Linked DNA regions of Mus musculus: region 1 is linked to region 2. A link is a loop called in an ENCODE intact Hi-C map of the cell type or tissue named here. Cell type or tissue: left cerebral cortex. All regions are shown on one strand. Links, peaks and the distances in the headings refer to the core of each region. The heading gives the core; the rest is flanking DNA.

Region 1 (15,597 bases), core at 4,084-12,083, 1.7 Mb before region 2:
ATCCTCATTTTCCTTATGTGTTCCATGTCATTTTGTAAGTGGCAATGCTAATCTTCTCAGATAACTTAGGTGCGAACAGTAAATTTCAGTGTGTTAGGGGCCAGACACTTACAAAGCTTCTGAAACAGCATAGGGACTGAGGTCACCTGACTCTGCCTAGTCACATCTGGTAGCAAACACAGCCACTGCCACCTAACAGCTTAAGCGGAAAGGCTAATTTGCAAGGAGTCCCTGGCAGGTTTTCTCCAATGGCCTCTTTAGAAAAGTAGCTGCAAGAGATGTGATCCATTGTAGATCTTACTTAGAAACTTGAGCTCTACTAAAGCAAGTACAATATCTAGCTATCTAGCAAGACACACTATCGAGCTGGCTAAAAATAAGTGAATGGTCAAATTCAGGTAAATATTTTAATATTCAGTTAACAGAAATGATCATACTCAGGTACGTGGGTTTGGCTGAGCTGAGGTAGGTCATGTGTTCCAATGTGTACCACCCCACACATTAGTTGCACAATGGCTTTTACCCCTACAAAATTCAGGCACACACAGTGTCCAGGACAGATGGAGGTCAGGGGATGACTTGAGGATGTCAGGAAGCTCCAGTGAACCTTGGGAGGCCAGACTGAAGTGAGTCCTGAGGCATGGTGGCTGCCACCTTCAAGTGTGTGCTGGTAAGCTCAGCATTTGGGAGGCAGAAGCAGGAAGCTTACAAATTTGAGGCTAGCCTGGGATAGATAGAGAGCTTGGGGCCAGTCTGCGCTATGTGGTACTATCCCATCCAAAAGCAGGAGGTGGCAGGAAGAGTGGGGGAGGGAAGCAATAAGAAAACTTTGTATTGAAAAATGGACCATATTCATCTTGCGTTTTTCCCCACATGACCTTCTTAGCCACAGTGTACTGTTTGTCCCCCTCAGACTGCAATGCCCAGCCCTTGACATTTCAGGTACTGCTGTTTTAAATACTTCATTATTTTCTATTTTTTAAATGAAAGTTTTATTCACATAGTATGTTTTGTTCATGTCTTGCTGCTCCTCCAGCTCTTCCTGCCTACACACCCAACTTCATGTATGTTTTCTGTCTTACAACAACAGTAAATTAAAAAAAAAAAACAGTAATACAAAAGATGCTGAAACAAAACAAAAGCAAAACCAACTACTTGGAGGGTTTGCGTGTGTGTGTCTCTGTGTGTGCGTGTGTGTCAGTGGGGTATGTGTATGTATGTGTATGTGTGTGTGTATGTGTTTGTGTGTGTGACAGGCGTGTATGTGGGTGCATGTATATGTGTGTGGTGTGTGTTGTGGTGTATGTATGTGAAGTGTATGTGTGATGTGTGGTGTGTGTGTGTGATATGTTGTTTTGGTGTGTGTTGTGTATGTTGTGGTATATATGTTGTGTGTGGTATCTGTTTTGGTGTGTGTTGTGTAGTGTGTGTGTATTGTGGTGTGTGATGTGTAGTGTTTGTGTGTGATGTGTGTATGTGTGTGTGTATGTATGTGGGTAGTGATGATGATGGTGGTGGTGGTCAGCTACTCCCAGGCATGGGGTCTGTCCTGGACTGTGACTGAGGGACCTAGTGACACTCCATTGGAGAGAACTGTTTTTCCTTTCAAAGAAACTATCGATGGCTTCTTGGTTAGGGGTGGAACTCTGCCTGTACATCCCCTTTCAATGCTGGGATTTTCTCTGACTGAAACCTGTGAGGGACTTGTGCATGCTGCCACAGTGTCTGTGAGGTCATATGTGCCCAGCCCTTTTGTGTCTAGAAGACACTGTTAGAATCATCCACATGTCTCTTAAAATCTTTTAGACTTCTCTGTAGGTTCCTGAGCTTTGAGAACAGGAGTCTGATGAAGACATCTCATTTAGGATCGAGTGCTCCTACGTCTCTCACTCTCTGCACATTGTCCAATTGTGGCTCTGATGTTAGTTCTTATCTACTGCACACAAAAAAGTATCTCTCTTATGGGAATTGGGCAAGGTACTGACCTATGCATATAGAAATATGTCATTAGGAGTCATTTTGTAGATATATTTCTTTAGCAGAACAGTAGTTGCATATTTGCCCCTGCGCCTGAGATCCATCTAGTCTCAGATTCTTGGCCACTTTATCAGAGTCCATCTCATAGTGTAGGCCTTTTATCCTGGACAGACACCCAAATGACTACATCTTATCACAAAGATACTTGCTCATCCATGTTCATTTGTTGTAGTATTCATGATAGACAGAAAATAAAAACAGCTTTGATTCCATTAATTGATGAACAGGTAACGAATATGAGGTCTGTTTATACAATAAACTATTATTCAGCTATTAAAAAATTAAAATTTACAGGTAAATGGATAGGGCTGGAAACAGTCAACCTGAGTCACGTAACCCAGACTCCAAAAGACAAATGGTGCATATTTTCTTCTCTATGCAGATACTAACTTTTAGATTTTCCATTATGTATGGACAATCCAGATGACCACAGAACTTAGACACATGGATGGGACAGGGGGCTAAGAGGATCTACCAAGGGATAAGAAACCCTCCAGCAGTTATAAAGTGATTCTAGTGGAATTCCAAATAATGGGGGAGATGGAGTCACAACTGGCCATCTCTTGTTACCAAGCAAAACTTCTAGTACCTAGCCTGGGCTACATCCAAATGAGTTATTGGCCAAAGTGGTCCCATGCAAACTTCTAAACAACACAGGACGCTGCCAAGGCAATAGATTGCTCATCACACACTAAAAGCAAGGCTCCATTACCTCATTGAAGAAGGAAAAGGTGAGCTGGTGTCTCATAGATTCTCCACCTAAGTGTTCCAGTGTCTTTAGTATGGGAATGTACATTTCAGGGTACCAGAAGAGAAACAACCATCAAACCAGACATACAACTATTGGTTTATGGTCTGTACTGCCTTCAAAATCTGCTAGGGCAATGGTGGCACAAAGCAGGTGGAGTAACCAACCAATGTCCAATTTGACTTAAGGCCCACTTTACAAGGTGGAACCCATATCTGGCCTGATATAGTTTGGGTGACAAACAATCAGAAACTAGATAGCCAGGAGACCTGGGATAAAACTAAATACTCCTGGTCTAGAAAAATAACATACCAATACATTATTCCTAATGATATTCAGCTATATGTATAGATCAATACCTTAATCAGCCATCACCAGGAAAGCTTCTTCTGCATCAGTGAGGACAAATACAGAGACCCATAGCTAGAAATTACTGACAGAGAGAGAGAGAGAGAGAGAGAGAGAGAGAGAGAGAGAGAGAGAGAGAGATTGGAACACACAGCTCTAATTGGGATGTTTCCATCAAATCCTTTCCCTCAGAGCTCAGAAAACTTTGTGGAAGAGGAGGTGGAAAGAGTGTAAGAGCCAGAGAGGATGAAGAACCAGGAGAACAAGGCCCTGTGAATCAACTGAGCAAAGCTCGTGTGAACTCACAGACTAAGGCAGCAAGCATAGAGCCTACACACGTCTGCACCAGGTCCTCTGCTTATAGATTAAGGCTTTCAGTTTAGTATTTTTAAGGGATTCCTGAATGTGTGAATGAGTGGGTCTCTGAGTCTCATAAGGTCTCTTGAGGTTCTTTTTCTTTTGTTGGATTTCCTTGTTCAACTTCGACGTGACGGCATTTGTTTTGTCTTATTATATTTTGTTTTGTTAATCTTCAATTGTTTTCTCTAGAAGCCCCTTATTTTCTAATGAGAGACAGAAAGACCATGGAACTGGATGGGAGGGGAGGTAGGGAGGAGCTGGGAGGAGTAGAGGGAGGGGACACTGTAATTAGGATTTATTGTACATCTTACTGGGTCCATGGTCAAAAGAAGTCTTATGGCCCCTCCAAACATTGCAGGCAATATATTGTCAAGGCTGTTGGCTGCTCTCCGCAGCCTGAGGTAAGAACCTGTAACCGAGGACAGCATTTGCTTGTGTTATTGAACATAGAGAAGTCAAGCTGGTGACCAGCTAGGCTTTACCCATACTGATTAGCACTCACGGCTCTGGCAGGTACTTTCAACATTACCAACCTAGAAACAGAGTAGATATCATCAATATCACCCAGCTACAAATCCTGCAAAGCACAATAATGATCTGCTTGTAAGATATGCTGGTGCAGTAATGCCCCAAACACTATGAGAGTAACCAACTGCCCCCTCCTCCTTTTTTTTTTTTTTTTGAAAATTTCCTTATTCTCACATCCTATGTGTTGGGTAGATACTGAAGAGCCAGCAAAACATTGGTTAAACAGGCAGAGTTAAATAGAAGGTAGGTAGCAGATGGAGCCCATGCAGGTCGAACAATCTCAAACTCAAGAGAGTTCTGGTGAGAAGAGCTAGCAGAGATTCTAGGCAATCAGGCAGGCCATTTTAGGTCCACGGTGTTTAGAAGAAAGTTTCAAGTGTTAGCAGAGAGTTGGAGGGCTAAATGAGCTCTTTATTTCTTGAATATCTAGCATCCTGGCTGAATACTGTGGCTCAGGCTCTACTCCTGATAAGTAATCCAGCTTGAGGTCAAAGATAAGACTTTGCTCTGAACTTAAGGAAGGCATTACTAATAGCTTTCTATCTGTCACCAAAGATTTGTCCTCAAATCAAATTCTATAAGTCAAAACCTAGTTGGTTGTTGAAAATGACTCACAAACTATTTAGGGATAGGAACAAAGTTAGAACCTGTTTTCAACTTGAAGTCTAAGACCTTTGATACCATGTTCAGAATGAACCAAAAATGAAGACTATCATGTTTAATATTGATTTTTGACAAATTCAACTGTTACTAGCATTTCATAACTATGAATAGAACTAATAATTACTGTCAGATTATTGAGATATTGTGAAACAATTCAATCACATGGGTAGCAAAATATGCATGTGTTTGTCTTTGGAAATACTAATAATTAACTGATTTTCTGAATGCTGTCTATGTCTGTCCTTCTGACTATATAGATCAGGAAATTCAGAGCAGGAAAATTCCATTTTAAGAAAATTATTTAATACAAAATATTTTCATGTATAAATCACATAGATAAAAATTCCTTTTTTTCTTTTTCAAAATTTGACATTAAAAATGCTAAAGATTTTTGGTCATCTTTTAAATGTTGTTATTAATTGTCCTAATTATGAAGTTCTTTGAATCAATAGTTTACATAAAATAAATTTGTATTTTATTAGACAATCTGGCCATTAATTCAAAGGTATTGATCTTCTCTCTGGTAATAATTGCATCTGTAATAGTCCTATTATTGCTTTATAACCTTTAATGTGAGCATTGACATCTTGTTCCACACATGAAATCTTTTTATTCTTGGAATTATTTTACCACAGTCTTGCAGAACTTTCACAAAATGAACAGATTTCAAATTGACGAAAGCTTAACAATGGGGTGTATTTGAAGTTTCCACAAAACTCATCAGAAAATCCATTTGATCATGTCCAGTGTTAGAGTGTGCCTGCACTAGGTAGCTCTAGGCTTTATTTGTTTTTAAGCTGATATAAATAACAGATACACACACACACACACACACACACACACACACACACTCATGCAACCTTTGGACATTCAGTGGCTCATGACATCAGTGCTACACTTTAGTACACTTGCCTCAACTGAAAAAGTAGGGTGGGCATTCTAAGAAGGCGTCTGAAGTGCCTACAGGAAGTGGCATGTGTTGGGAGTTATTATATAACAAAACAATGCCAATTTAATGCTTCCACTACTGGGAAGACAATGGGCCAGGAAATGATTTTGATGAAATACACACGACTGACAGAGGAGTCAGATAATTCACAGGTAAAGAAACATGTCCAGGAAATTATTTAAAGATGTAAAAAGAGAAGGGTAAATATGAGGTGACACCTGTATTCAAGAAAACATTTATGCTGTGTTCTTTGAAAGAATAGCTCTACTGGCAACATCAGCACTAAGAATAAGCAAATACAGATGTCAAGCCTCTAACCTAGGAAGAACCAGGCCCTGCATTTTAATAACGTTCTTTAGGTGGATTGCAAGAACGCTAACGTGAGAGTAAAATTCGGGAAACCTGCTTTTGACATTAACAAGATTAAAATGCACACCTTCAAATGGTCTCAAAATTACTTATGAAAATTTTCTCTCCTGCTTAAACTCTACATTTTAAATGGACACATGTTTGGAGTCTGATTGTGTATTTATTTCATTCCTTGCTTTTTCTTTCACAAGATATATGATCAACAAATTATTTATAAAAGAGTACTAAAGCACCCAGTTACCTAAGACGTGGTTCGTTATAATATTAATGTACAAGACATTTTTTAATGGATTGAATAGCTTTGGGGGAGGTTGCTCTAAGAATCACATCCTCGGTTTTAAATGTGGTCCTGCGCATTATCCTTCAGAAGTTAATCAAGCTTCGAAGTCTTTCTCGAACTAGGCACTAGTGCCACAGATGTGTTCAGTTTCTGTAAAGGAATTGAACCACGTGATCATGTGAACAATTTTGTAAGGATAATAGTTTCAAGTAAAGTTTCTCAAGCCAATAAACATGTGTTCTTAATAACACTTTAATATGAAATTCTGTTATATAAAAATGATGCCAATTTAACAATGTATCCACTACAGGCAAGGGTCTCAGAGACTTTATCTCAAACGGCCAGAATCAAAGAAATGTTTTGGAAAGTGTCTCTGATGTGACTTAAGACGAGGATAAAATAGTCTTTATGGTTTACTTATCTCGGCACACCCATCTACCATGCATGGTATATTACAGCCCCAAGATCTTTCCATTTAATTTAGTTTTATTTTAATTTTCTCATTATCCAGCTTAACACAGTTTACCCAGTTGTCTTTGCTGCAGACACTTTTCAGTACTATCCAGAGAACCAAAGTCCACCACTGGGAGCAAAACGATGTCATAGCCACGGATGACATCATGCCCATGGACATTCAAAGAGCAAGCTATTAGCTTGGAAAGTAGTCTTCAAAGTGAGTTCCAAAATGATTTTGGACAAAAAGGATATATATCTTTTTAAAGAATATAGGCTGTCCTTAAACATTTGTTCTTACAGTTTCCATTTGCCAGGTTTGGTGACCCATGCTGTATCCCAGTGCTTCAGAGGGGCTGGCAAAGTACCAATGGTTCAAGGCCACCTTTGACTAAATAAGAAATGTGAAGTCAGTCTGGGCTATGTGAAATCCTACATCAAGGAGACAAAGAAAACTATAAAAACCAGACAAATAATCAAGGTTTCATATTCATTAAGGCTTAGGAAATTCTTACATATTTGCCAAGATACTTGTTTTATTGTCTCAAAAATATGTCATATGACTGAAGGAGGTAGAAAAATCTCAAATTCAAATGGTGCACCTTTCTCTTTTAATTCAAGATGAACCCTTGAGGCATAGGATAAAATAAGATTAAATTGATTACTATAAAAATGATAGAAGGTTCTAGGTCAAGTTGGTTATTGGAAACAAAGTCACTATCATGTTTCATCAACTCTCAGGACCCATTGCCAAGGGTTTTCATTATACACAGGGCATGAAGCACTTTATAAATCATGGGATCTGTTGACATTCAATTACATTCTGCCTTATTAATAAGAACTGTGGAATGTTTTCAGGTGTCTGCTCACCATAAAACCAGCCTTTCCTTTCACAAGGCTTCTCTTTCCCACATGAAAAATTTTCGTATAGTGCATTTAAGCATCTAAGGTACAAATCCTGATAATTTTGAAATGTTTAAAACTGTAATTTTCCTAGAACCTTCAAAATCAGCACCTGCCCATGTGCTCAGGAGCTGACTCACCGGTTCAAATGTGAAGAAAGACTTTGTTTCCCCCAAGAACACCCAGTCCACACATACCTCTATTTTCCGTGCATTTTTTATGAGTCTGTCCAGAGCGTCTGTAGAATACTTTGGAAGCTTTCAGGAGGCGGACTGCCTGTCCGCAGTCTTGTAACTGTCAAGTCACTGTCTCATCAGAACTAAATCCCGCTGAATGACAAGAGTCTATATATTGTCACTCACTCCCTTGTAATGAGGATTCATCTTCCTTTCTATTATAGACATTATTTTCCAACGGAAGGATTCTTATATATGGCTTTCGGATCAGCGTTCTGAAGCACCAGCCACAGGCTTGTTAGCTCTCAAGCACGGACTCTGGGGCTGTGGTTAAATCCCTGTGCATACTTGGAAAAGTATTACTGTTGTTATTGTTCTTAACATAACTGTCCTTATGTTTACTCCTTATGGATCCTGGTTATTGGGAGCTAAAAAATTCTCTCTATAATTTTGCAAACAGTAGAAGAGAGGGTGCACGTGACAGACATTTTCAAGACTACTCTAGATTTTATGAACCATTGCTATGAAGTACATGACATTTTGAGATCAGTAAACATTAGGGTCTTCTACATATCCATAGATATGTAAACATATACCCATGCCTGAAGTAGCTCGTATTTATGTAGGAGTAAATATTTTAATTGAATTAGATCTCAAATAATCTGTTTTTTAAAAAAGTACTTGAGGCCAGCCTGGTCTACAGAGTGAGTTCCAGGACAGCCCAGGACTGCACAGAGAAATCCTGTCTCGAAAAACAAAAACAAAAACAAAAACAAAAACAAAAAAAACAAAAACAAAACAAACAAACCCAATCCAAATAAACAAACAAACAAAAAAGGAAAACAACGTACTTCAAACCTCTCATGTTCACTAATTCCTTAAGGTAGAAATATTTATATATGGCCACAAGGCGGCGCTAATGATCTGCGAATGTCAGTAATGTACTACAGCTATAAAGTAATTTGGCAATTATGTGTACATGTTGAATTATTTGCTTCTGCTGCTGCTATCAACATATTTCTCGGCAATAAATACCAAATTTTGCAATAAGAATAAAATAAATTTCTTTCAATGCCCACAATACAATATTGTGCTTTCTTTAGAAAAAAATATTTTTCTACACAGAAATCCTTTAATGTCTCCACTTTAAATGCTTGCTACTGTTCTAAGCACTCAATACATATGTTTTTAAAGAAGTAAATAATAATTGTCTGAAGTCCAATTTAAGAAATGCAGTGGAGCTGTAAAAGTAGCTAAGGAGGTACAACACTTGTCATGTATGTCTGAAGACGTATTTAATCCCTAGATGGAAGGAGAGACCTGACTGGACAAACTTAAACACACACACACACACACACACATACACACACACACACACACACACACACACACACACATCACATCACATCACACCGCACACACTAATAATACATAAATAAAACCACTGCTAATGCCTAATTCATTTTCTATGAAATATGACATTTTTATCAGAGACAAAAGTAGTGGTTATTCTTTTCATGTCAATGAGTGGCCTTGAATAAACTTTTCTTTTTCTTCTTCTTCTTCTTCTTCTTCTTCTTCTTCTTCTTCTTCTTCTTCTTCTTCTTCTTCTTCTTCTTCTTCTTCTTCTTCTCCTTCTCCTTCTCCTTCTCCTTCTCCTTCTCCTTCTCCTTCTCCTTCTCCTTCTCCTTCTCCTTCTCCTTCTCCTTCTCCTTCTCCTTCTCCTTCTCCTTCTCCTTCTCCTTCTCCTTCTCCTTCTCCTTCTCCTTCTCCTTCTCCTTCTCCTTCTCCTTCTCCTTCTCCTCCTCCTCCTCCTCCTCCTCCTCCTCCTCCTCCTCCTCCTCCTCCTTCTCCTTCTCCTTTTCTCCTTCTCTCTCTCTCTCTCTCTCTCTCTCTCTCTCTCCCTCTCCCTCTCCGTCTCCGTCTCCGTCTCTATCTCTGTCTCTGTCTCTCTTTTAAACTTTTGGTTGAGACAGAGTTCCCCATTATGTACCCCAAAGTCCATGCTGATCGGGACTCAAAACGTCTTGCCTCACACAAACTGGGCCACAGTGCCTAATACAATTCTCCATTGCATCCCTCAATATATAAAGCCCAGAGAGAGTGTGCTCAAAGATAACAACCATTAGAAGATTTCCAGATGGTAAAAATTTCAGAATTTGAGGGGATTAAAGATTATACTTGGTTTGAATTTTAAAACAGGTAATTATTTTCAACCTTTGACTTTGTATACAAATGCAGAAATCACTACTGCAATTTCATCAAGAGATACCACGAGTGCTTTTTTTTTTACTTCCAGATTAAAAATGCAAAGAGCTTACCGAGGAAGGCTGGCACTCCTGGCCTTAAAACTGTGCAGTTTAATGAATCCCAGGGTGTTACTAACATGCAGAAAAACTTGCTTATTTCCTCTTCCTCTGCCCCAGTGCTCCCACACAGTAGGGGTCAAAGTACCATCCCTTTGCAGAGGAGAATTCCGGAGGGTTCCAGGTCCCCATAAACTGAGCAAGTATTCTGTCAATATTGACTCATCTGTAGAAGGTCCTGTGAGCAAAGCAGAGAGAAGCCTTTGAGCTAAACCTGGTGTGTTAACACTCCCCAAACAAATATGGTTGCCCTTGGACAACTCCACTGCGCCCCTGCCCTCCAAGAGTGCCCGCATCAGAGAGTACCTTACACGCTTCCCTGTGGAGACCCTTCAACGACTTCCTGAGATGAAAAGCTGCCCTTCCCTGAGCCTGTGCTCTTACTGGAGTTTATCTTTCTACAGTGTTTTTTTCTATGATCATAGACAACCCGAGGGAATGTGTATTTGTGGGCCCCTGGATTGCGTTCACTCTGAAACCGGTCTGTACATCAGGGAGGTTAAAGAAGCCAAGCGCCTTCAAGTCGAGACTGGAAAATTGTCACCATCAGCCCTGTTTAATCAGAATGTCCTCATGACTAATAGTCTATGGTAATACAAGTTTCCTTTGACATTGGAAGATTTAAGTGAGGATTTCTTCTTTGTGACAGCTGGTGGCAACGATCTCATCGTGCGAATAGAAACTGACCTTCCAAGCTCTGGGACCGTGGGTACGATGGGAGGACCTCACACAGAGAGCGGATCTGGATGTTGCCTTCAGGCTACGAGTCTGACGTCTGGGCTAGGACTCCACAAACACTGTGAGCATCGCTGATTTAGGTGTCTGGACTTTGTCCCGACTTTCAACCTGGGCTACGAGTTCCAACTGGCTGGTCTCACGAGACAATCCTTCTCTGTCACACACTGCTTGCCTGCATACCTTACTGCTTGCTCTTCAGAGAGTTGTTCTGACTTCCCTGGGTCACTGTCTGGTCATTGCAACCTGGAGATTTAGTTAAATGTTTCAACATTGACTTCAGTCACTCCCGGGGCTGACAAATCCCAGACCACCCGTTCTTGAAGGCCATCACTCATCTCCAAATCTTGTTGAAATGAATTATGTGACTCTTCACAGCTGTCACACCTCGCTACCTATCTGTTTAAGCACCATCTTTCTGCGTGGTGGAGTTCCTTGCATGGCTGCCCTGTGCCCATAGTAGTAGGTCTATTCTCTCCTAGCTCCAGAACTGACCGCCTCTTTCTACTCCAGCATCAAAACCCAAACTCAGAAGTGTTGTTCTTACTTTTTCTGGGGTCATCACCTGTAAACAAGGGCTTTCTCTACTCGGGCATCTTTGTTCATCTCGGTGGCTGCTTTGTCTTAGTTTCAAGACAGATCTTACTTCCCTGGGTTATTTTCTGATGTCTTAAACTAGTTTTAATCCAGGGTGCAAGTTACTGATAAGATGGGAGCCAGTTACAGATCAGTAACTGAATTAGGTCTCCTGTCTGCCTTTTGTGTTACGGAAATGGGAGTGTTGGTTTTCCTCTAGAGAAGTTGACATCTAAGTGGATTCTCATAGGCCATTCACTGAGAATATCCTCTTAGTAGTAGGAAAAAAATAATTGGTAGGAAACAACAACTTTGACACTCTTGGACTTTCTACTGTAGCGTAGAACAGATGTATCACCACGGGAGATGATGCTAGGGACCAGGATATAAACAGAACCGAGATGAGAAAGACACGGAGCTGGTAGCTCACTTGTTTACGTCAACTTCTATGACCTGCAGGCTTGGGGGAGGGTCCTGCAAGGATGCACAAAAAATAAATTTGTATTATTAGTATTCCTGCATTCCCGAGTAATGTTTTTGCCCGAGGTTAGAAACATTAGGGAAAATCAAAGAAATCGCTGACTTGGGAAGATTCCTGAGGCACAAAGACCTGGTCTGGAATGATGAAAACATGTATGCCTCCTCGGGCAGCAAGCAAGAGATGCGGCGCTGGATGCCAGGGATATTCTCATGTGTGACACCTGGGTAGTTGCTCCGTTTCTAGTTAGAATAAATTCACCCTGTCTTCTAAGGAGTTCTTCAACTGTTAATCTTGTCACATGACTGACAAAGAGGACCGGGAGAACAATGCTTAAGCATTGCTCTGGGGGTTGGGTGGTTCATTTCCCTGGGGTCAGGAGCTAAATGGGGTAACACAGCAAGCATATATTGAATGGATATCCTAGGTAAGCTGCCCGGTTTTCCTATTCCTCAATTTTCCAATCTGTAAAATGGAGACCTAGGCACCTAATACAGATACCATGATGAGTTTAGTCCAAGTGAAGGGTCTGTGTGTCCGGTAAGGATAAGCATTTAGTATGCAAGGTGATCTGAGCAATATTTACCTAAGGATGTTACCATAGAAGGATACTGTTTACTGGGTGGCTTCCCCTGGCTTGCTCAGCTTGCTTTCTTATAGAATCCGACTCCCAGCCCAGGGATGGCACCACCCGCTATAGGCCCTCCCACCCTTGATCACTAATTGAGAAAATGCCTTACAGTTGGATCTCATGTCGGCATTTCCTCAAGGGAGGCTCCTTTCTCTGTGATAACTCCAGCTTGTGTCAAACTGACACACAAAAGCAGCCAGTACAGACATCCCCAGGACGAGTGTGTGTGGGGGTGGGGTGGGGGGGGTGGGGTGGGGGGGCACTAGTCATCAGGGTAGTTGACGATCTTATCCACAAGAAAGGGAAAACTCGTTGTCAGAAGCATGCGGCTGGCTTTTTCCTCCTGGAACCACCACATAGGAGCTTTGGGCCCTTCACAGTGTCCTGCACTTACGATGGAATATGCAGAGCATAATGAACTCTCAATATTTTAAAATGGTTATCAATCTTTCAGTGTTTGAGTGTGTATCACTAGCTTAATAACCATGTGTAGAACTCTTGGTGGCATAGTGTATGTTTTTAAAATGTTGTCTTTGCCTCAAGTCCATTTCCTTCCATTTTTATGTAGCTATGCCCAAGTTATGTCTACGAGGGCTTTGTGATTTATATACCAAATGCAATTTATCGTAAGTGTACCTTTTAATTAGAGTGCTGCCATGTAGTCTATTTATTCAGGGACTTCGAGCATCATCTCTTCTATAGGACAGCTGATATATAAAGTACATTAATGGAATAACAATTATCATTTAAAACTCGTTATTGGCATTGGTTGGAAGCAATGTAGGAAGCACATTATAAACACATTCATGTTCGCCATTTACTATCTTTTCCTGGGCTGTTGTCTCCAAATTTAACAAGGAGAATTTCATTGCTAATTAGATTTAGAAAACAGTCTGGAAACTAATAGAAACATAAATTTAGGAGGAGGGTGCAATTAGTTCAAAACCACCCCTGAAATCTTTATTACTATTGAATAGGATGATATGTGTTTAATATATATATATATATATATATATATATATATATATATATATATATATGTAATATTTTCAGAATGGTCTTAAGTAATAGCATGTACAACATAATTTGTAGCAAAAGAAAAAGATGCCCTTATCTATGTGGAAAGTATGCATTTAAAAAATTTTTAAGAGGTGCTATACCGGTTACCAATAATTTTAAGATTTCTGTCAGTAGTGGCTCATGGCAGACAGTTTGAAATGATCGTTGCTCTATTTGGACAGTAGATGGCGCTGTTGCCATTTTCCAACAATACGCTGAGTCAGAATGGGCTCGGCTCCAGGATGCAGACTTTTTCTTTTTTCTTTTCCCAATTAAAGCAAGAAGACTGCCATCGGAGAATCAATCTTGAAAGTCATTATGAATTCGAAATGAAGTCTAGGTTTCATTCTTTCCTTTCGCACCTCTGCCATAAAATGCTCCTTCTTGCGGCCTAAGCTCTTTCCTGTATAATGACTTTCTTTTGAATGATTTCAGAGCTTTTGCTGGCGTAAGAGAACAAAGTCTTTCATAGACAACGTTGAGAAAAATCTATCTCTTCGTGATTAGGATAATAAGCCTCTGTACTTGATTTTGATATGTATTATACGTCTGCTGTCGCCTTATGTGGGTAGCATGGCGGTGGCCACGTCTGCCACAGGCAACTTTCCGATCTCACTGGGATGATTACCCGCGTTTACATTTTATTACGAATTGTTGAAATGACCTCCGGGCCAGCTCTTTTGTCATTCCCAAATCCATTTGCGGCTATGTTGGATTCTAAAACACACAACACAACAATGAGAGCAACAACAACAAAAACTTAGTTGGCCACTTTGAGCCGTGCTGAGTGTCTCTATTGTCTGTGTTGATGTGGCTCGTCCATTAGTGACTTAATGGATTGGGAGCTTGAAAAGGTAGATGATACTGACAGGCGCAAATGGATTTCTAGGCGTTCCTCTAATGTTCTCTCACGGGAACAATGAAGTATCAAAATCCCTTCTTGTGATTTTGGCTTTGGTCCTATCGAAGTTTGTGGTGCTAGAACTTTTTATTCTTTTTCGGTGGCGGGGATCTAGGATGTTGTCTTTCTAGGATGGAGAGGATGAAACCCTGCCTGGATAAGAAGGTAATTTGGGAACAGCCCACAGGAAGTGCTCTGGATCTGCTAGACTTGCACTTTTGCTTTCTCTCAACTTAGAAAATTGACAGCTGTCATTCATTTCTGTCCTGTTTACATGAATGGGATGGTCTTCCAGGTATCTGGGACTCCTTTTTTTTTTTTTTTTAATTAGATATTTTCTCTATTTACATTTCAAATGTTATCCCATTTCCTAGTTTCCCCTCTGAAAATCCCCTATCCCCTCCCCCCTCCCCCTGATCCCTGATCCCCAACCCACCCACTCCCATTCCTGGATCTGGCATTCCCCTGTACTGGGTCATAGAGCCTTCACAGGACCTAGGGCCTCTCCTCTGCTACATATACAGCTAGAGTCACAAGTTCCACCATGTGTTTTCTTTGATTGGTGGTATAGTTCCAAGCTCTGGGGGTACTTGTTAGTTCATATTGTTGTTCCTCCTATGGGGCTGCAAACCCCCTCATCTCCCTGGGTACTTTCTCTAGCTCCTTCATTGGGGACCCTGTGCTTCATCCAATGGATGAATGTGAGCATCCACTTCTGTATTTTTCAGGCACTGGCAGAGCCTCTCAGGAGACAGCTATATCAGGCTCCTGTCAACAGGCTCTTGTTGGCATCTGCAATAGCATCTGGGTTTGGTGGTTGTTTATGGGATGGATCCCTAAGTGGGGCAGTCTCCGGATGGTCATTCCTTCATGCTCTGCTCCAAACTTTGTCTCTGTAACTCCTTCCATAGGTATTTTGCTACGTCTTCTAAAGTGGATTCTGAGCTTCTGAGCTAATATCCACTTATCAGAGAGTGCATATCATGTGTGTTCTTTTGTGATTGAGTTACCTCACTCAGGATGATATCCTAGATCCA
Region 2 (15,597 bases), core at 4,202-12,201:
AAGGCTAACCCTACATAATCTACATAATGCTATAAGCCAACTAGAGCTACACAATGATACCCTGGCTCAAAAAAAAAAAATCCTTCGAAAATGTAGGTTTGTTTGATTTTCTAATAGACAATGTCCAGCCTTAGTGATAGTTTTATATGGCCCCGGGGTATGCAGAGGTAACTAGAATAGGCATACAAACCCAACAGTTACTGATAATCAATTATAAACAAAGTGACTTTAAAGCAATTACTTGCTGTACATATAACTTTACCACTATTGTGAAATGAAGGCAAATTTGCATACTGATGAGATGTTTGTTTTCATTTATTCCTACATAAAGAACTAAATCATGGCTGAATACTTGATGCTGTCAGACATACAGCTTCTTCAAGGTTTCTCAGAGTTGACTGATACTTCACTTAATCCTCAATGCTGGAAACAAACTGCTGTGTAAAGGCACAGAACAACCAGAGAGCAGCACTTCGGACCATCTCAGAAAGTGTCTGGAAGCTTGGCCTCATCTCACATTAAAATTAATTGAATGATTTCTTTTTTGAAATTCATGTCCACAACTCAAAGGTCAATGTTAAAATCCAGCATAATGACACAGCAAAGTCCAAAAGTATATGCTAACGTGAAAGTTGGGGATTCATGATGGGAAAAATATTACAACTTTTCATCTTCCATAATTAAACCACTATGTTTCTATAAAAGCAGAAAACTTTGCATGTGCGATAAAAACAGTCTAATTTATACCATGGAATGGTCTCTGATGTGAGCAAAAGTGCCGCCATTGTATGGTGTGACTGAATGCTCGGTATAAAGTGTGCATGCATATGTATCAAAAGATGGCCTAGTCGGCCATCACTAGAAAGAGAGGCCCATTGGACACGCAAACTTTATATGCCCCAGTACAGGGTAACGCCAGGGCCAAAAAGGGGGAGTGGGCGGGTAGGGGAGTGGGGGTGGGTGGGTATGGGGGACTTTTGGTATAGCATTGGAAATGTAAATGAGCTAAATACCTAATAAAAAATGGAAAGAAAAAAAAAATAAAGTGTGCATGCTGTGTGCTCAGAACCAACGCTGAAGTTAAGTCACACAATGTACCACGGCCAGAAATACTCCACATTCGTTTTATTTGATTCTGAATTAGTATTTAACTGTTGCCCATTCAGAAGTCTTTGGGGGCGGGGGGGGTGGCTAGTGAAGTGGTTCTGTGGGCAAAGGTGTCTGGTGCCAAGGGTGACAACCTAAATTTGTTTCCCAGAACCTACATGGTGGAAGTAAAGGAATGACTCCTTAAAGCTGTCCTCTGGCCTTCACACATGCCCTGTGACACATATGTACACACACACACACACACACACAAGAGAGAGGGGCGGTAATGAAAATTGTATTGGCTAGTTTTGACTGTCCCCTTAAGGCAACCTGGGAGCTTCTGGAAAAGAAGACTTGTAATGAAGAATCATCTCATTCTGGTTGGCCTTGGGCGAGTCATCGGGTGATATCTTGATTGTTACTTGATGTAGGAAGACCTAGTCCACCGTGGGCAGCATCATTCCCTAAGCATAGAGCCCTGAGCAGTATAAGAGGGGAAAAAGCTAGTTCACAGCAAGCAAACCAGTCTGCATGCATTTATTTCTCTCTACTCTTGATGGTGGATGGGCTGTAACTAGCTGCTTGGGGCCCTGCCTTGACTCCCCTGCAACAATGAACTGTGACCTGGAATTGTGAGTCAAACAAGCTGTTTCTCCCATCAGTTGCTCTTTGTAAGGATATTTTATTGTAACAACAGAAAGGAAACTAGAACCTTAATTTTAAATAGTCTTTTACTATTGAGGAATTCTGTGTACCTGTCCCATTTGCATGATCCTATCTATATGTGGTCTTGTCCCACCACGTGGGAAGGGCAGCTCTCATTTGAAAGGAAGTAGAATTGGACAATCTCAGGTTAAGGAAGAATATTACAAGATTTTGAGTTCACTGTTTTGTAAGTGGGCTAGGGAAAATGTTTATTTGAGTGTATTCTGTACATGTTGGCAGATCTGACAAGAACCCAAAGTTATGGAGGGAGTTTCTTAATGTGTTCACTACAGTCCAACTTATCTTTATAAACTCTAGAAGAACTGAGAAACTATTCAGGGGCTTAAGAAAACACAAGTAATTGTATCTTTAAAGAGGTGATTGAGACAATTAACATCAAATAAATCACAAAAATAGTCTGCAAAATAATAGAGATAACAAAGTCAAACTGAACAAATAGGCAATGAGTACATGGCTTTATCAAGGGATTGTAAAAAATAAAATTAAAAGGTTCCTGCACTCAATTGTGAGTTCCTTGTGAGAAAAGGAATGGTCGGTCCATTTGAATTGAATAAAGCACCATACATGCGTCCACATGGAAAGAAAGACGGGAGGAGGATGAGCTAACACAGACCAGGAACACACAACAGTCTGACCAATGCCTAACCTTGTTTGATGCCTACTGGATTTCCACAGATTTATCTAAAACTATAAGAGCTGAGTATAATATGGTATGCCTGTAATCCCAGCACCCAGAAGGCTGAGAAATGAGGAGGAGGAGGAGGAGGAGGAGAAGGAAGAGGAGGAGGAGATGACAGAAAACTTAAGACAAGACATGAGGACTCGTCTATCACAATGAAAGCTTCCACCCCAGGTCTGAAACACTGTCCCCACCAGTCAATGATGGAGGACCTCCCCAGAAGGATTCGCTGGTACTTAGACTTTGATTTGGGTTACGTATGCAACTTATACATTATTCAGCACGGCCTGCTTGAAGCCTTGAAGCTCGCTCTGTTCTTCAACCCAAACTGACAATAGCAATGAGTTAAATCTGTGGGCAGTCAATTCTTATAACAGAAGCGTGAGATTGATCCGAAACGAAAGGAGAGTTTTGCTGAGATGCCAGAAAGCAATTCCTCCGGTCAATCTCCTAATCAAACAAAAAGTTCCTCTCACCCAGGATGCTTTTAGTAAAGGCAATGTTCTTGGTTGAAAATAGTGTTCATTTGATTTTAAAGTATAATCACTATTTACATTAGTTTTGAGAAAAATAACTGGCTGCCTAATTATGATATTGATGTTTTCTTTGTCTAATTGGGTAGGTCAAGGCACTAATTTGATTCACAGCTGTGGCATGTTTTTATAAACCTTGGTGAACTTTAATTGCTTATAAATATTGGATTATGAGGCCTTGAGTCTTCTCTAGGATGCTGCTTGATTCCATATGCTTTTAAATTTGACAATATGTTGTCCATTTCCTGAGAATCTTTCATCCTAAATGGCCCTGGGGGTGAGAAAGAAAGGAATAACACATATGGCTCACATAGCTACAATCCATTAAAATTTTTGCTGGTGACAGCAGCTAATGAGTTATTGTCAGAAAAAAATACTGTCAATGAGCCCTTTCTTCCTTAATAGTAAAATGGAAACACAAAGCCAGCACTGCTCAATGCCCCCAAAGTCTTGTTAAAAATGTTATATTACATTTAAATGGTGTTTCTGATTCCACAGCCAGCCCTACCATGAATGCAAATAGAAATGGTGAGAGACTGCTTGGAGTGGAGAGAAGGCTGGAGCTGGTGAAGTCTCAAGGACCTGGTAACAGAAGACCAAAATGGCTTCAGGCAGAGGCTGGCCACAGCCTTGTAACTAGGCAACCACTCCCGGAACTGTGTTCTGCATTCCCAGTGTGTGCAAATGGAAGCTGCCACCTCCACTGTGTCTGGGCATCCTCCAGGCAAGTGATATTCATCTACACTGACCCCAGAGAAACTGTGAAAGGCGACCCACAGTAAAGGAGAGAACCGTGCCTTTGCTTCTGAGATAGAACATGTCTCTCTGGAAGCCATGACCATTCCTCATCTCAGTCCCCTCAAATCCCCCTCAAAGTCAGCCACCAGATTGCCTCATCCCACTCTGGGCAGGGCACAACACAAAGCTGGCCTGTCAGGACAGACAGACTAGCTTCTTCTTGGTTTTAAACAGCTTTTACTCTAACACTAAATCCTACATGGCTCTCAGAGAGTATATATTCCTCAGTAACAAAGACACCTTCAAAGCCTAACTTGATTGCTTGCCACTAGTAGCTGCCTGCAAATTTTATTTTTATTAAAAGCAAGGGAAGTACATACATTTACAGTTTGGGTTTTTTGGTTGGTTGGTTGGTTGGTTGGTTGGTTAGTTGGTTGGTTGGTTGGTTGGTTGGTTGGTTGGTTAGTTGGAATTTGCTTGCTTGCTTGCTTGCTTGCTTGCTTGCTTGCTTGCTTGCTTTGTTCTTCTAGACAGGGTTTCTCTGTGCCCTAGCTGTCCTGGAACTGGCTTTGTAGATCAATCAGGCTGTCCTTGAACTCACAGAGTTCCAGCTGCCTCCCAAGTGCTTGGAATAATGACATGCCTATTGTTTGCTTGCTTGTTTCACCTTGAGGTAACCTAACAGTGATATCCAAAGAACTTGGTAGAAAAGGTCTTTATCCATCAACTGCTCCTTTTCAGTGCCTAACACATATAGATATTACATTTAAATCTCCTTTTGTAATAGTCTGGTTATGATTTTTAAGCAAAAGTCTCACAGAGTAGCCCAGGCTGCCTCCATCTCCTACTGTCAGGATTACAGGTCTATGCCGCCATGCCTGGCACACACTTCAGTGTTCCTTAATGACTGATACCATGTAGACATGACAGAGCATGGATAGATAAGGCCATTAAACTATGGAGTGCATCCAGAAGATGCTAGCTAAGACCTGGAGGAGATTGGCAAAGGGACAGACAGGACAATGCAATCCATGGTTGGGAACCTTCTAGTTTCCTTCCAAACAAAATCTCCACAGGGCAAAGCCGTGACAGGATTTCTTACTAGGGAAGAGCCTGAAGGTCTCAGTGGTGGGAAAGCGAGCACGTGAGGCATCTTTTACCTCTTCCCTTCCTTTCCTTCCCTGGGACTCTTGGCAGCTGAGTGTCCTGCTATCCAGTCTTGCTTCCCTGTTCTGATCCTTCCCTGGTGCCTCTCTTGAGCCTGTCCTGGCAATGCTGGCTGGCTGAGGTGCGGGCAGTCAGTGGTGTCCCATCTCTTGACTGTATCGCTGAGAACTCCTGCTCAGCTTCTCTCCTGAATCCCAAACTCCCGCGCCACGCTCATGACTTAGTTTGTCCATTGCAATGTCAAAGAACCCCTAAAGTTAATGCATTCAAATACCACTCCGGCTTTGCCTCTGGGCACACCCCACGCCGTGCTCCTAAGCTGCCCCTCCTCATCCTCACTGGTGGCCAACTTACCCAGGCTCAGCCTATGGGGCTATGCGTACCTCCTCTGTCACACAAAATGTTGAAGCCATCAACAAATCATGCTGAGATAAGGCATGATAAAAACAAATTCTTACTTAAAGAATGAGACTGCGTTTGATCCCTGGTTTTGAAAAACAAGTAAATGAATATGGTGGGCTACATCAAGATCTCTCTCTCTCTCTCTCTCTCTCTCTCTCTCTCCCTCTCTCTCTCTCTCGCACACATACACACACACAAAAGATGATAGATAGATAGGTAGATAGATAGATAGATAGATAGATAGATAGATAGATAGATAGATAGATAGATAAACATTTTTTGAGACAGAGTATCACTGAGTAGTCCTGGCTGAACTATGTAGATCAGGCTGTCCTCCAACTCACAGAGCTCTATCTGCCTCTGAGTGCTAGAATTAAAGGCATATCCCACCATCTTCAGCTGATAACATTTTTTAAAATGTTTTAGAAAAAATAAAGTTTCACGAGAAAACACATTAAACAAAATTAAGAAAGTTAGTTAACAATAGAGCTTCTTTTAAAGACCTCATACAATAGCAAGGGCTTGAGAGCCAGGTTCTCTCCGCCTATCTCCTGTACTTTTGCCTCTGCTCCGGCTTATCCCCTCGGTGCAGGCCACACGGAACTAGGATTTCACTTCCCCAAGCCAGGTCATGGAAACTACAACCTCTTTCCCCCAAAGCAAAGAACAAAGCCTTGAGATGTTGATGTTATGTTGTCTTTCGTAATCTGTTGTCTTTCTGACTTGGAGGTGGTCACAAAAATCCTCTTGACTGTCTTGCTGAGGTGGATAGCAAGACTGTGTCATATAAGTGGGAAGAAGGCAGGCCACACAAGAGCCCAAGAAGAAGCTGACAGACTTGGCCCGTTCCCTCCCTAACCTGCTACCTGTCAATCACATCATCTGTACCCATTTACAACCCTAAACAGTTGGCCTTGCTTTTCTGGGCTGATAAATAAAAATGGGCAGTTTGTATCATATAATTAATTATCCCCCAGGGAATCCAAGACGACACACAGCAGAGATCCCCCCCCCCCCCGCCCAGCTCATCAGAGTGTACTGTTCACAACAACCAAGTTATGGGATCCACTTGGCTGTTGTGGACGGATGTGCAAATAAAGGGCCTACATATACAGTGGAGTATTGCTCAGCCAAAGAACGCGATCTGGGCATTCACAGGAAAACGGATTGAGCCAGAGATCACCATATTCAGCAAAACAAGCCAGGCTCAGGAAGTCAGTGGCACAGATTTTCCCTCATATGTGAAGTCTAGATTTCTCTTTAAGACTTGAATGTAAAACTGAGACTGTTTGAGAACAGCAAGAGACCCAGTGAGAGGGAGAGAGCAGGAAAGATAAGCCAATGGGAATAGATATGAGCATATTATATACATGCGCAAAAAAAAATGTCAGAAACCTATTGTTTTGTGCAGTCAACATACAGGATTTTAAGCACACAGTTTACTTTGGCCCTCTGTCTTGGAAGATCAGATCAAATAAATTTACGCAAATGTCTTCTGCCTTTCTCTTGGTATGGGGTGTCTACTGTGACTCTTTATGATAGGCAAGAAGGAGTTCACAGGCTCTATAATGTCAAAAAGATAAATTTATTAAAAATTAGGAAAGGAATTAGTGAACGGGTAAGCATATCAGCTTTATAATAAGACCATTGGAAGCACCGCCCCTCGGAGGTCTGTAGTCTCCCTGGACTCTCAACATGCCCAGGGCTAGCCAAGGTAGTCAGTAGTCTATACTGTGTCACGCTGCAATTCATGGGTTTTCCAACCCATAGTTAGGAAAACTATGTTAACTTTGTATATCCAGGGGTCATTGTTGGACTTCAGGGCAGATAATCCTTTGTGAATTGTGAAGTGCTTTAGAAATATGAGTGGTTTCAATGTGGTGATGTGAATACTGTATTTCCATTGGCTTTTCGTGACTCTTAATTGGCAATTAACACATAAAAAGCCCTTGAGTAGTTCAAAGAAAATTGATTCTTCCTCCCTTAGCTGCCCACCTACAGACACGGGCAAGCAGGAGGAGGATGGAAAAGGTCCCATGAAATAGCTGCTTTCTGCAGGAGGCCCAACAGCTCAGCTCTCAGGATACAAAATGCCCACAGCGATCTCCTAACACTGATGTGGGATGCTCTCCAGTGATGATGGCAGACCACAATTACTTAAAATAATGACAGATGGATTTCAGACTTAAATGAAGATGTTGTCTTCGTCTATGTAAACTCAAGAATCAAACATCTTATTAATAAAGGTATCAACTAACTGATCAACAACAGATGTCTTAAAACTTCCATAACAAGAAAAGTAGCCAGCATCCAGCTGCAGGGTGACTCCATATAAATCTCTATCCGACTTGTTTTGCCCGTGCTTCCTGAGACTAGTAGCATTAAAGCTTGAACATGAAGGTTTTGAAACATTAGAAACTCGACACAAGCATCCATAAACAGAAATAAATATGTGAAGCTCATGCAAGCGCCCCCCCCCACCGTGTAAAAAACACATGCGTCAAAAAGAAAGGAAGGAAGGAAGGAAGGAAAGAAGGAAGGAAGGAAGGAGAGAGAGAGAGAGAGGAAAGAAAGAAAGAAAGAAAGAGAGAGAGAGAGAGAGAGAGAGAGAGAGAGAGAGAGAGAGAGAGAGAGAGAGAAAGAAAGAAAGAAAGAAAGAAAGAAAGAAAGAAAGAAAGAAAGAAAGAAAGAAAGAAAGAAAGAAAGAAAGAAAAGAAAGAAAAAGAGCTGCCTTGTGTTTTTAGTTGTGGTAGTGCCCTCTAGCGTTCAGAATGGTATCTGCAGTCTTATTAAATAGCGCAGAGCCCGATCCATGGATCATTAAACCTTCCTCCCCCCAAATGAGAAATCAGACTAGCAAGAGTATTATATCCGTGTTTTACAATGCTGCATCCAGAAAGACCATTTAGAACAAACTAAAGGGAATAAATCATGCACTGTGGTTAGAAAAGCTGGTTTAATGAAATTTCAACGTGAGGAAGAAAGACAACCACTCTGATTATAAAGCAGATCAAATACTTTTCTCTGTTAACCTTATCTTGGTGTGGGAGTATCAACTGTGACCTTTTATATGAGCAAGAGGAGTACAGCCCCTTTGTAAGCCTACAACATTAAAAAGAAATGTATTCAAAGCAAATAAAGAAGGTAGCAGGCAAGTCAGATCAAAAATGGAATTGGCGACTGGATCTTTTTCCCTGAATAAAAATGTGCACACACTGCTAACTTTAGGGGCTCATATCACACCTGAAGGCTGTGTAGCCCAAGCTAAATGTTTGTCTAGCAGTGTCCCAGCTTGTACCTGTCTGAAATTCTGATTTAAAGATAAAGATGGAGAATGATAGGGCGGTACACAAACTAACACTGGAGTTTCTACCTCGGAATAGTAAAATATGCAAATCATGGAATGAGGAACACTAAATTCACGATAGTCATTTCCTCCAAGGGGAGGGGAGGCTAAGAGATGGGGTAAAGATCAAAGACTGCCTCTCTAACACATCTATGCCATCAGTTCCTCCACAGCAGGTCAAGTGTATAAGGCTAGATAATGTATATGTACAAAGATAATTGATTCCCATTTTGTATCTTCCATTCTTGTTTATATATTTGACATTCTTTTTTAACCTTTTAAAAAATTAATAAAACACTAAATTATTCCACTTAAGTAATATCAGATAGGGTTTCATTAGCGTTGTAAAAAGTGTTACTATTATCAAACATACAAGTATAGTTTCTGAATAGAATATTTAATTCTGTATTGTACAAATTCACCAAGCAATAATTTAAATAAGTTAAAATATTAATCTTGAACAGACTATTGTTCTCTTCACAGAGTTCTTAAGAAGAAAGCTTTTATCTTTATGGTTATAATTTGATTTCACGATAGAAAAAGGGGAAATTCTTCTGAAACTAATGTTATATTAGAACAAAATTTATTATCGATCCATAGTCATTGTACTATAAAATATAATGAAAGTTTAGATAAGGTATTATTCTCTTTGGGGATCTCATATATAACAAAGTCAGCGTGAAGCCAGCTATGTCATTGCCTGAGAGCCTGAACCGAATTGCTGCTTAATTGATTCCCGCTTGTGGCTGCAGCAGCAGAGCCTCCCAGAGCATTCAGGGCTGCCTCTCAGCCCAGCCCATCACAATGCAAAGCAGCAGGGATGAAGTGGAACCCTAGGGAAATGGCGCAGCGCAGGCGCAGGCGCAATGGAAGGGAGGCTGAGCTGAAGGACCAGCTTCCAGGTCACCTGGGGGAGGTGGAGGGCAGGCCCAGACGCTCAGGGATGACCTCAGCACTGCCCGACTGTGCATTTTTTGGCTCCTGGAGTTTCTACCTCAAAGGTCAGGGCCTGCCTGGGCTCAGCTTTTCCTAAAAAAATGTTAATTTGTGAGGACCTGGTTAGCTCAGCTTTGGACCAACGAAGGACAGAACTCTCATAGTGGGAAAAAAAAAACGGGCAAGATCCTGTCATTCTCAGCCTGAAGTCTCCGGAGGAACTGGGTTCCTCAGGATTTTTTTATTTTATTATTTTTTTGACTTGTTCCATTAAAATGACTTCTTCCTAACCAGAAACTGTGCCTCCCAACACCAAGCGAGCTTTCATCTGTCTCTTGTTCCTGGTTTCCCATCCCCAGGCCACCCTGACCTCCAAAGGAAAGCCTAGTCGGGTCCCCACCTCCTCACCAGGTCTTAGTCACTTAGGCCTTTATTTATTTACTTACTTAGGGAGCTGGTATGCGAGATGGTATCAAACTCAAGGTCACCCATCTTGGCAGCAAGTGCCCTTTCCGTGCCGAGCCATGTCCTCCATCTCGGGTAGATAAGTAGATAGTTGCCTTTTTGCCACCAGAGTAAGAATATCTACGGGAAGATTATTTTCTTTGTTAGGCCATTGACAAAAAAGACACCCAAGAGGATGTCTAACCCTGTGTGTTCCAGCACACGTGTGCAGGTCTAGAAACTCCAGCTCAAATCACAGTATTCATGAGGTATGGGGTTGACCTCATGACCACTGCGTGTGGACCATGGGAAAGTTCATAAGTAAGGTTTGCCCACACCAGTGACTGACTAAGAACTTGGTGGTCATGAGTCCTGGCCTGATATCAACTCAATAATGACTGATATACACACTTAGAACAGCATAGTAATAAACACACACACACACACACACACACATATATGATGATTCAGACACACCCATTGTATAGTTCAATATTTTATGCCTTCCTAACTTCTAAGCTACCTCCCAAATCTTTCTTTTTTTTTTTTTTTTTTTTTTTTTACTTGATTGACAATGGCTCATATGTTTGGTTTCAGACTTTGGGACAAGGGATTGAGGTCCATGTCTTATACACCAAAGCAGACCTAGACGCCAGGTTCTCCCAGCATGCCTTAGTCCCTACCTGGCATACCCTGTCCCCAACCCTGAACTTTCCAGCCCAGGGGCTAGGTTGCCCCTCCCCAAGAGGTTTTTCCCTATATAGGGAAGATTATATTATATAATCTAGACATTTTGGTCTCTCACTCTGTCTTTCTTTCCTTCTCTCTTGTTCCCTTTCCCTTCTCCTCACTCTAAGGTGACTTCCCTGGCCTCCTTCCCTGGGGCCAGTGAGTTTGCCTGGGGGTTGGGGGGGCAGCTTCCCAATAAACCTGCATTTAATATATTTTAATTTGGCTTGAATTGGCTCACTTCACTGGCAGAGTAATAGCATCATGTCATGTATCCCCCAACTGGCCTCAGACTCCGATCACAGCCAAGGATGACCTTGAACTCCTGATCTTCCTCCCTCCGTGCTCAGAGTGGTACTATTTCAGGAGTACGTCGTTTCTGCTTTATTCTTGGGGCTTTGTGCATGCTAAGGTGCAAACCAAGCCATACCTCCAGCCCCAGAGTATGTTCTACTCATAGTGAATGATTTGTCCCCAAACCAACCCTGATTTAAAACTGTCACAGGCCACCATTGAGAAAAGCCAGGGCTAGAACCCAGAAGTGGTAACTGAAGCAGAAACCAAGGAGAAACATTGGTTCTCTCACATGTTCACCTTGCATTCTTAAACAACCTAGGCCCACCTGCCTAGGGCTGGTACCACCCACAGTAGGCTAGACTCTCCCATACCAATCTTTAATCAAGAAAATGCCGCCATAGACTTGCCAACAGGCCAATCTGGTATAGGTAATTGCTCAACTTAACAAAAGTTACCAACACAGGAAGCCAATGATCTTGGATTAATTGATCTATTTATTTCTGTGGGGGGCAGGGATTGATCTCAGGGCCTAGGACATGGTCTTGCCCTAAGCTGCTACCCAAGCCATGTCTTACCTCTCCTGAGATTCTCTTCTCATGGAGCAGAGCTAGAGATTTTAACAGTTCATGGGGTCTGTCTTCAAAAGTAAAGGGATACACTGTTGTTGAAAAATGATTTCCAGTTTGGAATGAGTGAAGTCACCCTGCAGACAATAATTCTCCTCTTTATCCCATTGGAACATACCAAGTGGCTGTCAAATTACTGATGGGGTTATGACTAACAACTAGTAGATAATTAGTAGCCAAGTAAGGCTACAGGGACAGTGTGACATCAAGCTTCTCTTAGTTCCTTTTCTACTGTTTGGTAAGACACAAGGACCAAGACAACTTATAGAAGAAAGAGTTCATTTAGGACGTATGGTTTCAAAGGGTCACATTCGATGACCATCATGGCAGGGAGCATGGTAGCAAGCAGGCGGGCAGGCAAGCATGGCACTGGAGCAGTAGCTGAGAGCTCACAATTTGAGATAGAACCACAAGGCAGAGAGAGAGCTAACTGGTCAGCAGTTGTAGAGCTTTTAGTTCCCAATAAAGGAATACTCCTGCCAGGAGACACAGCAAGTGTTCCCGTTGAACTGGGTGTTCAGGCTTCCCCCCCCCCCCCCCCGGTCACTTTGGGCTTCTGATTTGCTTAAGCCAACGGGCTGAGAAAGGAAGGGTGACTGCTCCAGATTACCAAGGGGAAGTCTGAGTGCTTCTCCACAAAGAGACAAGGAAAATTGTACAGGAAGGAGATGGATCCTTTAGAGCATCCCTTGCTACCACCACCTCCTGCGATTAAAGTCAATAGGAAACTACAACCGCTACCATAAGGCCCTAACCCAAATCGATGACTTCTACAGTTCTCCTTATGGAAATTCAATGCTTTGTAGCACTGAGCCTAACAGAGCATAACATTTTATTTTGGGTGGGGAAAAAATTGTTTTTTTATAGGTTTCTGTTCTTTCAGTGCAAGTAAATTCGCATTAGAATCCCGGCTTACACAGAACCTGTCTGGTACCTAGTAGTCTCTAAAACAAAAAATTAGTTTCCTTGGAAACAATTTTAGATGAGTTTCCTGTTGTGGCTTTAACAAATTCCCTTAAGCTTTGTGGCTTACTACAAAACAGCCTTGTTATCTTGCAATTCTGGTGGTCCGGAGTTCTAAACTCAAGATTCCACAAGACAGCATTTGTACCGGAGGCTCCTCCCTGAGAGGAGGAGTTCCTCTCAACAGGACATTGCTCAACTCCTATGGCAAACTGGATACCAGGGAATAAAAAGGAAATTCCACTAAGATCCTTAATGGTCAAATCGTCAGCTCTGTGAACTCTCACAAAATGAGCTTGACATAAGCAGCGCCAGGATAGATAAATAGAATGGCATCTGTACCTCTTGCCCCCACCCCCAGGGTAGCCACTCTCCTGATTTCCAGACATTGCACACCTGTTTTATCAGATGTAGATTTTATGGTTGCTTCCAAGTTTCCTGGTGGGAGCAACCACATAAGCATTATACCCTAACTTAGGGGAGACATGGCCAAGGAGATTTAGGAAATGTAAAAGATGCTGAGGAGTAACTTGGAATTGCAATGATGTCCCCATTGTCCTCTCACCTCTTTGTGAAGAGGACATGAAACAGGTGGATGTGATATTAGGGTTCAGGGATCACTGAGGGAAGACCCCAGATTCAGAGAGTCTGCAAGAACAAAGAGCGTTTAGTCTGCAGAAACAACCATCATGCAAGGGTTACCACTGCATCAAAATGGCCACGACCCCAGACAAAGATGCTCAGGCCTCTTTTATAGGAAATTGGGGAAACTTTCCAGAAGGATTAAGTAATCTCTAATGTGATTGGTAGGTGCCAAAGCCTTGACATTAGTACAATTTTGATTGGCTACTATGTTAGGGTTAGATAATCTAAAACCTCATTGGTGGATGTTGGAATGCTCCAGATGGACTGCATTCCTACGTCATGGATGATTAACCACAGAATGGGCTGCCCAGCATAGATGGCCTATCCTAAGATAAGATATCTCCCATTCATGTGGCTATCTCCAGGCTGTTCCTTGGGTGGGGAAATTTTCCTGTCTTGTTCCTGGACTTTGGGGTCTACTGCTAGAGAAGATGGCTTATGACCTAGTTTCATGGTCTGTCCCTGGCTCAATGACCTATGGCCAGTGCCTGGTGTGTCTGTGATGCAGCTGAGCTCACTACACCTGATGATGTCAATATATCCTGGCCAGTGGAGACCTCAACCATACCTTAGACATTTGCCAAACTCTGGGAGTGCCTGCATAAATCTTTTACCATAAATGGTAGGGAGGACTCTGTGGGAAGCAGGTGACTGTGGGGGTCCTTTGCCAGCCACCTTCTAGTTGCCAGGTTCTTTTCTGATCAACTGTGTCATGCAGGGAGCCAGTCCCAGCTCAGACCATCACTCTCTCCCTGGCCCATCCCAGGTCTCTGGTTCACAAAGGATAGGCCACTGGCAGAAGATGCAAGCAAATCTGTTTCCTTTCAGCCCTGCTCCTCTCCCACCCCACAAAAACCCACTCGGCCAGTCCAGGCCCAAGTGATCTAGAAAGAGAAGATCTCTCTGCCTTCCCTCCTCCCCCCTCCCCCAGTATCTCATCCATATCCCACTACACCTTCATTAGCTACAGCCTTGCTAGATGGGCTCACCTACTTCCCAGCCTTTATACAAGAAGAGAAGAGGATTAATAAGCAGGAAAAGGGACCAAGGACCAAGGGCCAGGGACCAGTGACAAGACGCTACCTGCAAAGTCAGACACCCTGATGTATCCAATAGCCTCTGGGATTAAGAACAATTAACACGGAGACCCTCAGTCGGCCAACCAATATGCAGAAGATACCAGACTGCGGCTGGCGTGCTCAGCCTGAAGTAAGATGTGCACACTCCGCACTCCCCTCCAAGACTCAGAGAACTTGACCGCAGAGGGAACAGAATGATTGTAAAAGCCAGCGACTGTGGGTGACTTCAAGGGAACAGTGTTTTCCGGACACAGTGGGGCAGTTGTGCATTTGAACTCACAGTGATTGTAACAGCATACACAATCCCTGCTCACGCTCATCCCAGACAGGACCCCAGCGCAGAGGTGGAGGCGGGGAGTGAACTTCCACCCACAGCCGAGGAGGAGCTATTGGTATTTGATAGCTTATGGGAGAGGGACAATCTCTTTCTCTAATAACGTGACCCTCAATAATGTGGCCACACTCCAGGGCAGGTCCCACTCCCAAGAGCAATTGGGCAACACAAACTGGACTCACTGAGCGGGAGAAGAAAACTAAAAACTGAGCGGGTAGGAGAAGAAAATGGAAAGGACAGATATGGGAGAAGGTGGGAAGTGAAAATGACCAAAATATATTGTATAAAATTCTCAAATAATTAATAACAATATTACTATTATAGAAGAATAGCATTTAGCCTACTCTTAGAGACAAGAAAGCGTCACTGCCCACTGAGATACGCCCAGAAGCTCCTGTACCACAAAGGACAAACTGGGACCCCAGCTTAAGGGACAGGCTATGGCCTCCTCATGGTACCTGTGAGCTAGAGAACAAGGCTAGAGAGGCAGCAACTGGAGAGACACCAGCTGTCCATCACCTGAAGCACCTACCATGCTGACTGTGTCAAGTGCAGCCTGGCAGCCCGTGTCTCCCACCACTGCTAGAAAAGACCCAGAAGTGGAACCCTATCCCTGTCTCAAATCCTGGCTGCAAACTCTATCTATTCCCTGGGGTGTTAGAATCGACCAGTGAGAAACCTGCTTCAAAATGAATAAATGCTGAATGGATTCCAAATTTGAACGAACCTGAAAGACTGCTATTTAAAAGACTAGAGAAGATATTAACGAATGGGGTGACAGACATCCAGTGCTAACAAGGGCACCTACATCCTGACAATTGTTTGAGCTGTCACTGTCATGACCGTGAGCACTGCCACACTGCC

Evidence for each region. A loop is a pair of places that touch in the nucleus more often than their neighbours do. Peaks named below come from ENCODE experiments on the same cell type or tissue, not always from the same donor. Only the 100,000 strongest peaks of a DNase experiment are listed, where the experiment ranks them.
Region 1: a loop joins it to region 2, with 4 times the contacts of the local background. A loop is called at or near these places in 9 of 42 quality-filtered maps.

The regions. Positions count from the first base shown.
Region 1 is chr1:69,776,596-69,792,192 of GRCm38, forward strand. It overlaps Gm29822 (a long non-coding RNA gene), which reads right to left and starts at 10,994. Exons shown (of 3, transcript XR_373478.2): 1 at 10,868-10,994; 2 at 10,136-10,358. In left cerebral cortex, for the core only: a CTCF peak has its summit at 8,718 (motif pointing right); a DNase peak (open chromatin) is centred at 8,729.
Region 2 is chr1:71,497,946-71,513,542 of GRCm38, forward strand. No RefSeq gene overlaps it. Among named protein-coding and RNA genes, the nearest start is that of Atic, 51 kb to the right of the region's middle. In left cerebral cortex, for the core only: a CTCF peak has its summit at 8,125 (motif pointing left); DNase peaks (open chromatin) are centred at 8,125 and 9,509.